2 separate regions of the Homo sapiens genome follow, and region 2 is linked to region 1. The links are chromatin loops, found by intact Hi-C in ENCODE. Cell type or tissue: A673. All regions are shown on one strand. Each heading gives the region's core, and the rest is flanking DNA. Links, peaks and the distances in the headings are about the cores only. Region 1 has its middle 200 kb from the start of NOVA1. Region 2 overlaps NOVA1-DT (NOVA1 divergent transcript).

What was found. Hi-C counts contacts between places; a loop is a spot of excess contacts. Peaks named below come from ENCODE experiments on the same cell type or tissue, not always from the same donor. Only the 100,000 strongest peaks of a DNase experiment are listed, where the experiment ranks them.
Region 2: it touches region 1 in a loop (4-fold over the local background); 14 of 110 quality-filtered maps call a loop at or near these places.

The regions. Positions count from the first base shown.
Region 1 is chr14:26,400,746-26,403,673 of GRCh38, forward strand. No RefSeq gene overlaps it. Among named protein-coding and RNA genes, the nearest start is that of NOVA1, 200 kb to the right of the region's middle. In A673, for the core only: no CTCF peak of the experiment used is centred there; no DNase peak of the experiment used is centred there.
Region 2 is chr14:26,729,822-26,732,749 of GRCh38, forward strand. All of the region lies in intron 3 of NOVA1-DT (NOVA1 divergent transcript), which reads left to right. Among named protein-coding and RNA genes, the nearest start is that of LINC02293, 78 kb to the right of the region's middle. In A673, for the core only: a CTCF peak has its summit at 1,624 (motif pointing left); a DNase peak (open chromatin) is centred at 1,600.

The DNA of each region.
Region 1 (2,928 bases), core at 224-2,723:
TAATGTGTTTAGCACCCATTGTGGCTGGATTTTTAAAACCGTGAAAGTTAATTATGCATCTTACCTATTGGTTTAATATTGATTCCAGAAGTGAAATCTTGGGGTTCAACTTTCCTCACACTGGCTGGTGAGCCATGCTAGATTAATAGTTTAAATAAAATGTCAAGTATCGGATTGCCATGGAAACATTAATACAAAGTGGACCCAGTGGCACTTTGTGCTGTAGAATTACAATGATATGAATTACCTCGGTCTCCAGACACCTTCCGAAATGGCCAGGGCTGCATCCCTGAAATATGGGTCATTCAAGCACAAAGGAAGAAATGGTATGGACTGCTCCTACTCAGTCATGTTCCCATGCACACAGCTATAAGCTGGGCAAATGCCAGTTTCTTTTAAAAGACAGACGCAGGTAATGCAGGCAGATGTTGCTGTGATATGGTTCTCCCTTCTCGTGGAAAAACCAGTGAGAATGGGATGCCAGCTTTAGTGGTCTTCAGTCCTGGGGGAGGGGAGAGTGTGTCAAGAGTGTGTCAGTCACCCAGGGGTTAGAGCTCAGGAAGGCGCAGCATGCACTTTGGGGCGTGCTCCAGGACCTCTCTATGAAACACGTGTTCCAACTGCCTCCCCCAGCCTGATTAGCAGAGCACTGCTGATTATGTTATGCAAATGATAGGAGATGGATTTCACATTTCCCCCAGCCAGGCTTTGCACAGCTTTGCATTTATTATTCCCCTTTAAAAATACGGAGTCCTCAGAGAAGGGGAACGGCTCGTTTTTATTTGATCGCCAGCAGAGTTGGCACAGACCTGTCAAGCAATCATCCTGGGCTGTGATCTGCAAAGCTGCCCTTTGTTGTTCAATTCCCCCCACCCCCCAGATTGTTTACAAGACACGCAGAGACATCTGCATGCCTCAAAACAAGTTATTTCCTGATTCGGCACAACTTGTCAGCCTGGGTGATGAAAATGTTACAGCATTTGCTGACAAGCCATCAGATAAACCTGGAGTTACGTCCCCAGCACCTTGTCCTCATTCACAGCTCAGGATGGTAAACATTAGCAGGTCCTGGTTCTAGATGATTGTGCAATCAGCCATCTGCCCCTTAGCACTTCTAATAGTGCTTTCTACTCAATGGTGTTTGTCCATCACCAGAAAAACAGTGACTAGATTTCTCTCTGTTTGGAAATAGGAGGATTATGCTTGTGTTTGCTGCATTCCCAATAAGGTCTAGAAATCAAGGTTGGGTCTCTTGAATTTTAGATAAAAGTCTTGAGTGTCTTCAATTTAAATATTTCTATGCCCCATGTCGTAGTAAGATGTTTCCTTCCATTCCTTCTGTATATGTGAAAGTCAAGAAAACATAGTATAGCTTTCTATTAGCCTTTCTTCTCTCCACCTCTCTTCCTCCCCATTGATTCTGCCCCCACCTCCCACCCCAGGGAGGAAGTAATATAATTTGTATAAAATGATCCACTGGAAATTAATGTGGCAGAGATTAGCTGACATATCCAACTCCCCCTCCAGAAGAATTTATATGATGATTTCTCCTGATTTACAAGACACAGCCTAGCAACAGTATGAGCTCATCGAAGTGGGGAAAAATGGCTGCTTGTCACAACTTGGTAAGAGCTCCACAGATCTTTGTCAAATGGAAATAAAACTCTGTAGCTCTAGAAAGGTGTATTAAATCAGAGATTCATAATTCAGCTTTGCAAATAGCTACTCGCCACCTACCTCTGGTGAATCACAACTCTTTCCAGACATGTGGCATAGAATACCGACATATATATATATATATATATATATATATATATATATATATATACACACACACATACACATCATATATATATAGGCACACATGCACATCATATATATATATATATACACATACACATATATACTTGCACATACATGAGAAGTGGATGTTATCTTCATTTTTTAGATGGAAAAAACAAGACAGAGAAAGTTTGTATGACTGTTTGGGTTGTAATGTAATGTAACGTAGTCGGAATTCAAATACAGGTTTATGTTGATTCAGTCCATGGTTTATACACCAGTGAGAAAACTTGTAGTTTCCAGTGGCAGCGAACCCAATGCAAGTTGATGTATACAATAGAGGGAATTGGTTGTCTCCCATAACTGAAAAAGCCAGAGGTTGGCTTCACTGGAAGCTTGCTCCAGCAGTTTAAATGATAGTGCAAAGGCATAATTTCTTAGTCTATCTACACTTATGTTTCTTAAAGGAGGTTTATCCTCAGGTTCCACACTGTGGCAAAGCAGCTCTTTCTCTCCCAGCAGGATGCCACAGTGCTTCCCCGGTGGTTCTGAATGGTACATCTTCAACATGCCAACCAGAAAAGAAAGACTGATTTTTAACTCCCAGAGAAGAGGAAGCTCCTCTTTCTTAGAAATATCTTCTATTAAGTCGTAGAATCTGATACAATTACATTCCCATCCTTGAACCAGTCCCTTGGTTAGAGGAAATGGGCCAATCAAGGCTGACATCTAAAATTAGAGGTGAGAATGCCACAGAAACCAAATGGCTAAGAATGAAGAAGAGAGATACTGTCCCTCAATGCTTGTCCAAAACAACAATAGAAAGACAAAAAAACAAGTGTTTCCTCTTTACCCTTCTAATATGTGATAGAGACAATGAAGCAAAAGACATCTATACAATGGACTTAAGAGCACATATAAAGCACATTCAAACATGGAAAGTAAAAAAGAGCAGAGAAAGACCACTGAAGGAGTTCTTTTGGTTAGATAAGAAACAAACAAAGGCAAAGTTCCAATATAGAAAGTTTAAGTAGTTTTATTGTTGTCGGTAGTGGGTGGTTGTTTTGTTTTTCGCAGGAAATAGCTAAGAGCTGTAAGGAAAAGCTGAAGTGCAAAAGTGGAGAAATCAATCATCTCAGGGATAGA
Region 2 (2,928 bases), core at 144-2,643, 330 kb after region 1:
GGATCTGGCTCCATTTGTTTGTAAGCTTTTGTGTCTGCTGCCCTCGGCACGTTGGCATCATATTCAGGCACCTCTCTTCTGGAAACAATAATGATTACAGAATTCCAAACTTCAAACACTCTTCTTACTCTCCAGAGGCTGAGTTATCCTGGGAGAATTTCTGAATGAATTACTGTGGCTTGTGGGTATGGAGTGCATATGCCCCATCCCTGGCTTTGAGAGAGAAGTAAATTCCTCAGAAGATTCTGTATCTCAAATGAAAACAAGATGCTAATAGGAAGGGGAAAGGGGAAAATTGGCGCTGAGAAGGCAACCAATAAACATTGGCTGCACTTGGCTTTGAAGGAAGTGAAGAATACAGGCTTGTATTCTTGTATCTAACTTGTAAGTTTAGATTCCAGGCAGAAGGAGTGATGTGGCAATCAGTAAGAAAAAAATCATGGAGATGATTTTTAGCCAGAGTGTAAAGAAATAGTTATATATTGATGAATTATGTGATCGAAAACTTTTATATGGTCTTGAAGATTAGATTAAAGATGCTAAGTTTAGAAGTTATATCATGGAATGGATACTCTAGTGTAAAATTTGCCCATTGAGACTAATAATTCTCCCCCTCCACCTGCTTTTCATGGATATAGCAGCCAGTAAAAGCTATTCCAAAGATACGAGAACAATTACCAAGACCCTTTTAGTTATGTATACAAAAAGCAATAGTCTTAGGGATGGCTGAAGTTACCTGAGTGCAGATGTTGTAGACTAGGAAATTAAGTATAGCTTTCTTGATATGCATTGTAACCATACTGGTAGTTTCATCTGCAATTTCTAAAACTCCTACTATGGAAAAACTGTCATGGAACTGATCTCCTCATGGCATAGCCATACACAGTTTGAGTTGTTGATGTTCACAGCTGGCAATATTTTTAAGACTGAATAATTACAGAATTTGTTGATGTTAGGTTCTATATTCCAGTGTAATTATCTTCTTGAAATCAAATTAAAATATACTTCTGTGACAGGTAGAAGGGCTTTGGTTGAAAAGAATACACCGTCTCCCTATTATCTAAGGTGGTCTCCCGAAACAGGAAATAAGGTCTAAGGATATGTGTTACACCTTGTTGGGGGAAAACAAATATAAGTTTCTTGTTGTATTCTGTGACTGTTTTATTCTGGACTAGGAACTGTGCATAGTCAAAGTATTCCCACTGGTTAGGAGTAACCTGGTTTTTAATCTCATTTTGACAGCATTGGAAATGGATGGGGAGAAGGCCTGATGAAAATTACTGAGGAAGCCTCTTAGCCTATGTGCTCTGAGAGTAGTGACACCTAGCAGTCGTTGTAAGTAGTTCCCCGTTTGCACTTTACCTTCATTTTTACGCAAATCTTTAGTAAAAACTATGTATCTTAAATATATAGTTTCATCTCTGCTGAGCCATAGGAAATAAAAATGGGTGTATAGCTTATGCCAGGCCAGTGCTGAGAAGAAAACCAATAAACATTTAGGGATGATTCTGACTAATCCTTCAATGCCAGAGCAGTGGTCTAGCAATGGCCCCCACTTGAGGACAGCTGTGAAAAATGGAGGCCTAGTCTTAGGAGGGTCAGCAGCAGTAATGGAGGCAGTGGGGCCACCTGGTGGAGACACTGGAGAGATTGAAATATTCCAGACTATAATAAAACACGCAGAAATGTTACTGAGTAGAGAAACAAGGCTCTCTGAAGGGACATAAGTAATTGGGACATTCTGATGGGGATTATTAAACAAAAATATAATTTATATCATACTCAAAGGCTGGCAAGGTAAGGACATTTGGCTAATAATATTATAAGGAGCCAGGGTAATAATAGTATAAAAAACAGTACTGGAGGAGCATCATATAATACCATTAGTCATGTATAGGGTAGATCATAAGGCAGAATAAACTAAAGATCAGGGTGACCAGTGGAAGAGTGAATGAGAAATAAATACCATTAATGGGTTTTAAATTCCTCTGTTTCAAAAGAATCTGCAAACTTTAGGGTTGAATAAAAATGTGTTTTGTGTGTGGTGTGAGCCGATGGTAGTTGAAAAGAAAATAGTTCAATCTGGAAAAGAAAAATAAATTAGAGAATAAGCTCTAAGATCTAGATCCCTTTTTCCATTTCTTGCCCACCACAGTTCAGTCTAGATCTGAAAGTCACACTAAGTCCCCCCTTCCAAGAACACTGGCATGATTCACCAACACCATGATTTAATTTGGTCTCTCTCTACTTAGAAGCAAAGTTTGATCGGAAAAACAAAACTGAATGTTTCCTTATCATGGCCATGTTTGTACTTCTTAAACTATGGAAGTAATTTTAGGAGACACGTAGAGTATCCAACATCATTCCTCTTTCTTTCTTTCTCTTTCTTTCTTTCTTTCTTTCTTTTCTTTCTTTCTTTCTTTCTTTTCTTTATTTGCTTTCTTTCTTTCTTTCCTTTCTTTCTTTCTCCTTCCTTCCTTCATTCCCTCCCTCCCTCCTTCCTTCCTCCCTCCCTCCCTCTCTCTGTCTCTCTCTCTCTCTTTCTTTCTTGAGACTTCTTTCTTTCTTGAGACAGGGTCTCACTCTGTCATCAGGATGGAGTGCAGTGGTGCAATCTTGGCTCACTGTAACCTATGCCCCCAGGCCCAAGCAATTCTCGTGCCTCAGCCTCCCGTGTAGCTGGGACTATAGTCACATGCCACCATGCCCAGCTAATTTTTGTATTTTCAGTAGAGATGGGGTTTTTCCATGTTGCCCAGGATGGTCTCAAACGCCTGGCCTCAAGTGATCCACCCACTTCGTCCTCCCAAAGTGCTCCAACATCATTTCTATCCCCAGTTGTATTTTAATGGGTATGATGAATTTGGGAATAATAAATTATATTTCTAAATGTCAAGTTATATCTGTTTCTCTTAATAGGAAACAAAA